Linked DNA regions of Mus musculus: all the other regions are linked to region 3. Evidence: chromatin loops called from intact Hi-C (ENCODE). Cell type or tissue: left cerebral cortex. All regions are shown on one strand. Region 1 overlaps Vwa5b1 (von Willebrand factor A domain containing 5B1). Region 2 overlaps Ubxn10 (UBX domain protein 10). Region 3 has its middle 15 kb from the start of Gm32662.

Evidence for each region. A loop is a pair of places that touch in the nucleus more often than their neighbours do. Peaks named below come from ENCODE experiments on the same cell type or tissue, not always from the same donor. Only the 100,000 strongest peaks of a DNase experiment are listed, where the experiment ranks them.
Region 1: it touches region 3 in a loop (2.3-fold over the local background); 3 of 42 quality-filtered maps call a loop at or near these places.
Region 2: it touches region 3 in a loop (6-fold over the local background); 2 of 42 quality-filtered maps call a loop at or near these places.

What each region holds. Positions count from the first base shown.
Region 1 is chr4:138,577,776-138,580,275 of GRCm38, forward strand. It overlaps Vwa5b1 (von Willebrand factor A domain containing 5B1), which reads right to left. Exons shown (of 22, transcript NM_029401.1): 17 at 853-990. Among named protein-coding and RNA genes, the nearest start is that of Vwa5b1, 45 kb to the right of the region's middle. In left cerebral cortex, no CTCF peak of the experiment used is centred here; DNase peaks (open chromatin) are centred at 1,489 and 2,246; H3K27ac peaks cover 520 bases.
Region 2 is chr4:138,722,436-138,724,935 of GRCm38, forward strand. The region is part of intron 1 of Ubxn10 (UBX domain protein 10); the gene reads right to left. Among named protein-coding and RNA genes, the nearest start is that of Ubxn10, 1.6 kb to the right of the region's middle. In left cerebral cortex, no CTCF peak of the experiment used is centred here; DNase peaks (open chromatin) are centred at 552, 1,246, 1,435, 1,786 and 1 more place; H3K27ac peaks cover 2,244 bases.
Region 3 is chr4:138,659,133-138,661,632 of GRCm38, forward strand. No RefSeq gene overlaps it. Among named protein-coding and RNA genes, the nearest start is that of Gm32662, 15 kb to the left of the region's middle. In left cerebral cortex, no CTCF peak of the experiment used is centred here; a DNase peak (open chromatin) is centred at 1,103; H3K27ac peaks cover 2,052 bases.

The sequences.
Region 1 (2,500 bases), 81 kb before region 3:
CCTCAAGCCTCATCATGAAACATCCTCTGCCTCTGTTTCCCATCTGTAAAATGGGGCAGTAACGAAGTTACTTGGCAGAACTGTTTCGAGGGTTGGATGATCTAACATATGCTTTGTGGACCAAGCATAAAACATAAGAGGCAAAGCCAGTTCTAGGGACTGACCCCAGGCTTCCCACACGCCAGGCAAGCACTCCACTGTTATATCCCTGACTCTCCTATTAACTTTTATTTTTGAGACAAGGCCTTGCTAAGTTGCCCAGGCTAGCCTTGAAAACGGAGGATGTAGCTCAAGTAGCCTTGGACCGGCGACCCATGTACCTCCATCGTCTGAGTAGCCAGGGTGACAGGCCTGTGCCACCAGGCTGGGCCTGGTGGATGATGGGATATCCCTGCAGTGGAATACAGTATGTGATCAAAAAGAGCGTTTAAGTATTTCTTCAGGAATAGACTATTTTTCACAGCTTTAATTTGAAAACCATAGTATGTATCGGTGTGTTCCAGCTGAGGTAACTGCACGTGTCACATGATTCCCCTCCTTGTAGACAACCCATCCAAGAGAAGTCAGGATGGGCACAGCAGGGAGGTACAAGCTCTCCTCCTGGGTGACTGTCACTCTGACGCATCTGTCTTAGGTTGCATCATTCTAGACATTTTGGGGCTCTTTACAAAGAACTGGATCGTTTATCGTCTCTCCGGGGGAGAACAAAATACACTGAAGGCATCTTGCTCCCCTCTTCCTCTGTGGCTGAGCCGCCCGCCCGTTGGGAGCCTGCTCTTTCCTGTATCTCAGCTCCTCCCCAAGCCCGCGGGCTGGAGTGTGCCTCTCCCTACACTCACGCATGCGCCTTACCAGAGTTGGGGTACTTGACGACCGTGGGCAGGTACTGCCTCTTGTTTATGTCCACAGGCACAAAGGCCGTGTATTTGCTGATCACGCTGCAGGCCTTGCTGGTGTGCACGGCGTTCACCTGGTATCGGCGATTGGACCCTGTGGGAGGAAGAGCAAGGGTCACGGTCTGGGATCAGAAAGTCTTGCTTGGCGTGGAGACCCTGGAAGCTGAAAGGAGAGCTGGATTAGCAGTCCATCTTTGGGGTCAAGTAGGTCTTGAAATTGGTGGCCTGCCAATGGGCTAATTAAAGACAAAAAAACAAAACAAAACACCACCATCACCACCACCAAAACAAAAAACACCATTTCACAAGATAAAGGGTGTGTTAACATAAAAACTTAAGTCATTATCTTAGAGTAAAAGATAGCTAATTCCTTTAAATAGCATGTTTATTTAAACGGCGTCCTATGTTGTCTATACTGTGTATTTGAATCTTGCAGGTGACTGGCGGGAACCTTGTGACAGGGCTTCATGGGTTCCCTGACTCATGGGACCTTCCACATGGCTGAGAAGATTGGAAAGCCGTGATCTGGGAGATGGCTTCGTGGGCAAGAGCACTTGCTAAGAAAGCGCTGAGTTGTGTCCCCAGCAGAGAAGGAGCTGAGCATGGCTGTGGCCACCTGGAATCCAGGGCTGGAGATGCAGGGAGCTGAGAGACAGGAGGACCCAGGGTGCTTGCCGGCCAGCCAGCCTCGCCAAAAAGCCCCAGGCTTCAGGCTCCGTGAGAGACTCTTCTCCCAAGGGAGCAAGTTAGAGAATGAGAGGGACACACCCTGAATCTTCCTCCGGCTTCTCTGTACACCTATCTACCCCCACCTCCACAACTGGCACAACCCACCCAAAACACACACACACAATGTATGCACACAGACACACACAGAGACATACACACACAGACACACAGTCAGACAGTCTCTCTCTCTCTCCTCTCTCTCTCTCTCTCTCTCTCTCTCTCTCTCTCTCTCTCTCTCTCTCTCCTTCCTCCCTTTCAGATTGAACATTAGAGAGAAGGACTCAATGCTTGGTCACACAGCAAGTTAGTCAGAACCTGAGATTAGGGCTCAGGATGACCTGACCTGTAAGTTCACGCCCTTTCTACCAAACAGTGAGCCCTCTTGATGGCTTGCTGCCTTCTGAGGGCTGTTCAGGGAATCAGGGCAATAAAAGGGGGAGGAGTATTCATGGAAGAAAAGAAGATCATGCGTTACCCCCCAAGTACAAATAAAATATGAACCACATAGTATGCAAATTAAGCATAAACTTAGAACAAAGGAATCCCGTACTTATTGCCACTTATCTCTGTTCTCCAAGTGTGTCCTATTGAGATTTCACTAGTCACGTTCTGGGAAAGGCTGCCCCAGTTCCTGAACTAAATTAGCTCACGACCCATCCCTGCTATACAGGGCTTGGAATTCAAGCGTTTCTGAACAGGACTTATTTAATTAGCTGTGTAATTGTTTGATTAATGCTGGCCTCTCTTAGCCAGTGTCAGGTGCCCCGGGAAAGGATGTGCTCACTTTATTCTATGCTAACCAACCCTCCGGAGGCGTCTGTGGGGCCAAACACCTAGCCTGGCCCCCCGCTGACTGTGGGGGAGTCATTGGGGCT
Region 2 (2,500 bases), 63 kb after region 3:
CCAAATGTGCCCTGTCCACTGCACAGAACGGTCAGGAGGCTGACTTCAGAGCTCCCCCGTCCCCGCCCCCTCCCATGCAGTTGCCTCAAGACAACAAAACATTTCTTGGGTTGATCCGTCCCTTCCACCTACGCACTGTCACTCACCTAAGAGTTGACTTCCCCCAAGCTCCTCCATCAAGCAGCCCTCAGGAGCACTAGTCCAGGTTCGTGGGCTTAGGTGTGACCCCTGCCCCCAGATGCTCTGTGTGTTCTCTCCTGTACTAGACCACCAGGAACCAGGCCACAGGGAACCAAAACATACTATTTCTACGAATCCAGGGGAGCCTGCTGTTCAAAATCTCTGACCAGGTTCCCTTCCGTTTTCACGTTTTAATCCTCTTTATCCATGTGTCCTGTGTGTCTGTGTGTTTTGCATGTTTGGGGGTACATGTGTAGGCAGGTACACATGCACAGATAGAGGCCAAGGTTTGATGTGAGTAGAAATCAGCCTCCATGGCTCTTATGCCTTATTCACTGAGGCAGGACCTCTCAATCAAACCCAGAGCTCATCCATATGGCTAGTCTTGCTAGACTGGGGATCCTGTCTCTGCCTTCTGGGGCTGGAGTTATAGGTGAGCTGGCACACTCACCCAGCACTTTCATGGATTGTGGGAATCCAAATTCTGGACCTTGGGCAAATGCTATCCCCACTGAGCCGTCACCTCCCTCCCTCCCTCCCTCCTTCCCTCCCTCTCACCCTTCCCCCCCCTCTCTCCCACACACACACCCCACACACACACCCGGTTAACGGGTGAAAAGGCTCTGTGGCTATCCCTGCTCTACACAGCCAAACCTTCCTCCATTCTCCCCCTCTGTTCTCCATGCCCAATCTGGAGGCAGGTAGTTCAGAAACTTCTTCCTGAGCGAAAAGTTTTGACGCCAGAAATGCCTGCCCCTTCCCTTGCTCATTTATTTTCTGATCAACCATAAAGTTTTTTTTCCCTATGAGTTTCTCGTTCGGAGTGGCAGGAGAAAGCCATAGCTGTCCAGCTGAGGCGAGGATAAGCCTCTAGCTGAGCTTCCATCCTTCTCACTTGGGAATGGCTATTAATTTGCCACAGCTTCCACAGAATTATCACAGGCTTGGCTTCCAACACCCACACATGCCTGGGGAAGGTTTGGCTGTCAGGAAGTTTGGTAACTTAGAAACCTCTCCCTAACAACTTCGATGAGAAAAGTCATGCGTTCTCCCAGGCACTCTGCGGGGTTATTTTTAACAGTCAAACTTGAGTGTGTGCGTGTCGTTGCTATACCTTTTGGTACTCTGTATAATTAGCCGTGTTCAGGGGGTGTCATATTCAAGACACCCTGGTCATAAGATAACATGACTTGCAAGCTATCTCAAGAGAAAAACCTCAATTATGACTAATTCTCATAAGCCCACTCAAGGCTATTTCGAGACTAACACCTCCTTCAGGTAAAGCCGTTACACCCAACCTGCTTTTATAACCCACCGCCTCCTACCCAGCACAGAGACCATCTGTTACACAGAGGGAACACCAGCTCCCACCCCCACCCAGAAGGAGGGCAGGATGCTACAGGAAACAGGTGTTTGGAGAACGGCAGCCATGGCGCCTTCAGAGATACACACACACACACCCTGGGTCCCAAACTCTACCTTTGCCCTCTGTCTAGGCTCCTGCGACAGCACAATCCCTGCATGGCTCATTTATTTCATCACCTCTAGGGCCTGGCAGACACTCAACTACAAAGTGATTTGACAACGTCTAGGCGTAGGCATCCATCACGCTGCCAGCAGAAGAGACAAGTAGCCTGTTTACTTAAACACAATAGCTAGGAGGCAGACGCCTGCTAGGAAGCAGGAAACAAAACACGGGCCACTATTTTCAAGATGTTGCCCTCCAGAAGGGCAGGTGCCCATTCCTTAGGATTATCACCACACGAACAGGAAGGAAGGGACATTGGATACAAATGAAATCAAGATTCCCGTGGTTTTCCAATGGTGCCCACAAGCCACCATAGGGTCAGACCATGGTACTTCACAGCCCAAATCTAAACCTACAGCGCAAGCAGCAAAATACACCCTCCTACGAACCATCTGCTGGCATATACCGGGACATGTACACGTGCATTGGTCTTTTAAAATTGTTTATCAGTTACTACCACCCACTGCCGCCACCCCATAGTCCCCAGCCTGGCTTACAAAATTAAACTCTGTAAAGGAACCAACCCCGGGGGATGGAGGGGGAGAGAGGGAGAGAGAGAGGATCGAAACCACTCGCTATGCTACCCCAAACCAGAGATTACAATGTGGGAAACCACAAGCCACCAAGTGAGTGAAGAGAGAGAACCGGGGTTGATTCCAGGATAGAAGGGCGGGCGAGGGGGTTGGGGAGAGGCCTCTATTATTTCCGTGGTCTGGCAGGTCTGGAAGCAAAGCTTCAAGTGCAGAAGGAAGAGGAGTGTTCCGGGAATGGCAGAAAGGTCTGGAACGTGAA
Region 3 (2,500 bases):
CCTCAGAGTGTGACCTGGATTAGCAAATGTCCTTGCAGGTGTGATTAGTAGAACTGGGGTCCTACTGGGATTGGTGGGTCCCTAGTCCAACATGACAGGTGTCCTTAAGGAAAAGAGACATTAAGAGCACAGAGGTGCTTGAATCAGGAGCAGATCCACCAGTCACTGTCTTCGTGGCCACCCTGGCAAGCCCAGGCAGGGACTCTGTGGGTCTGCACTGTCAGATGGCCCCAAGGCAGGAGGGATGCCATGTACCTAGGAACAGAACAGTCATTTTAGCCACAAGTCACAAAGGGAAGGAATGAAATTCCCATGGGGACCAAGGACCCATTGCCGGGTGTGGTGGCATACACGTGTAATGCCGAGGGAGGCCGAGGAAGGAAAATCCCAAGGTTTAGGGCCCAGTGGGGCTGGATAGCAAAATCCCATCTCAGAGGGAAAAAGAACGGAAGGAGGTGAGAGGAAAATGTGACCCGGCTAAGAGGCCTCCTTCCCACTGGCTTAGAACAACTCCCTCACAAAGCTACACCATGAACTGTGTACTCCTAAGTACTAATGCTGGCACCTGGAGCTTCTCTCCCTAACCGAGGAGGCTGTAGGAGGAAAATGTAGGCCATGAACCCCAAGGTGCAGAGTGCTGCTGTGCAGGACTGTGCCAGCCACTATGTCTTCACTTCAGACCCGCTGCATTCTCAGGAGGAGAGTTTTCTCGGAATCGTCTCAGAAGAAAAGACCAAGAGTCAGAAAGCTTAGTGCACTTGGCCAAGGCCCACCCAGATGGGAGCTAACAGAACAGACATTGGAACCCAGTGATCTAGCTTCTGTCCCTTCTACCTACGGAGTATGTAAGGCTATATAGCACAGGTGACCTGGGGCTGGACTGTGAATCTAGCCTGGGAAGGAGCCCAAGATGAGGAGGAGGCTGGAGAACAAATCCGCCCACAGACTTCTTACTGCTTGAGATAACAGCCCCTCATTGTTCATGCCACTTTTAGATGGGCCTTCTGTTGTTCGTAAGTGAGAGCAGTTTAGTTGAATCTCAGCTTAAAATGAGGAAGGCCCTTGGGTGTGAGATCTTCCTCCGGGGCTGTAACCGAGAAGAGTCCATGAAGCATAACCCACCATCACAGGCACATTTTGAACCAGCTGAGAAGCAAGCCCAAGAGGAAGGCAGATGGAGCCCCGAGCATCACCTACATTAAGACAAAGCTGCCGGTGGGCAGAATGGCTCTCTGTGCAGGGAAGTGGGTTGCCTTATGTTGGACTCAGAATAGGCAGATTCGCCCACCGCGTGTGGGCAGCACTGGGCCATGGCAGGGACTGGAGGAGCCAAACAGAAGTCAGTCCCCCCCCCCCAGGGCAGCTCCAAGAGAAACTGGAGATGTGGGGCTACGGAGGCCCACTTCCTTATCCCAGGCTTCCCCCTGATGGGAGATGAGTGTCCTGTGAGGAGGTCACAAAAGGGTACAGAGACTTTGACAGCAGAGTGGTCCTGGTCGTGTTAAAGGGTGGGGAGGGGGGGGACGGGGGGAGGCCCAACAGGAGCAGAGGAAAAAGTGAGAAAGAGGGAAGGGAAGAAAGGAAATAGGGAGGGGAGGGGAAGGGAGAGGAAGGAGAAGGGATGAGAATCGAGACACTAATTAGATAGTAGGAAGTCATCTCTGCTTAATAATGAGGAAAAGCCAGAGCCAGGAATTGGGGAGTCTATGGCAAAGCTGTGGAAGGGTGAGAGCAGAGAGGAGAGGAAAGGCATTGCAAGATCTTTGGCCACTGCCAGCTGCTTGTCCCTTGGGAAGCTGTCCCCACCCTTTGGGATCTCTCCTGGGACTGAGACCAGTCAGAAGATGAACCTGGAGAGTGAAGATGGTGTGTGGTGTGTGTGTGTGTGTGTGTGTGTGTGTGTGTGTGTGTGTGTGTGTGTGTCTGTGTGTGTGTGTGTGTGTGTGTGTGTGTGTCTGTCTGTCTGTGTGTGTGTGTGTGTCTGTGTGTGTGTGTCTGTGTGTGTGTCTGTGTCTGTGTCTGTGTCTGTGTGTGTCTGTGTGTGTGTGTGTGTGTCTGTGCGTGTGTATGTCTGTGTCTGTGTGTCTGTGTGTCTGTGTGTGTGTGTGTGTCTGTGTGTGTGTGTCTGTGTGTGTGTGTCTGTGTCTGTGTGTGTCTGTGTCTGTGTGTGTGTGTGTCTGTGTGTCTGTGTGTGTGTGTCTGTGTGTGTGTGTATGTCTGTGTCTGTGTGTGTGTGTGTGTGTGTGTGTGTGTGTGTGTGTGTGTGTGTGTTGGGGGGTACTTAAGAGGCTCAGTGGGGTTCACTGAGGAGATGGTGTAGGTTGAGAGGCTGGGAATGTAAACCAAGGCTTCCCAGGGTGCCCTGCAGTCACATCCTTGCCTGTCCCGGAAACACCGGAAGCACAGACCCTTCTCGGAGCTCCACTGAGGCAGAGGGATTTGTGTGGAGTCAGAACCACCTGGCTCGGCTTCTGGATGTCTGTAGCCGTGAGCATCTCAG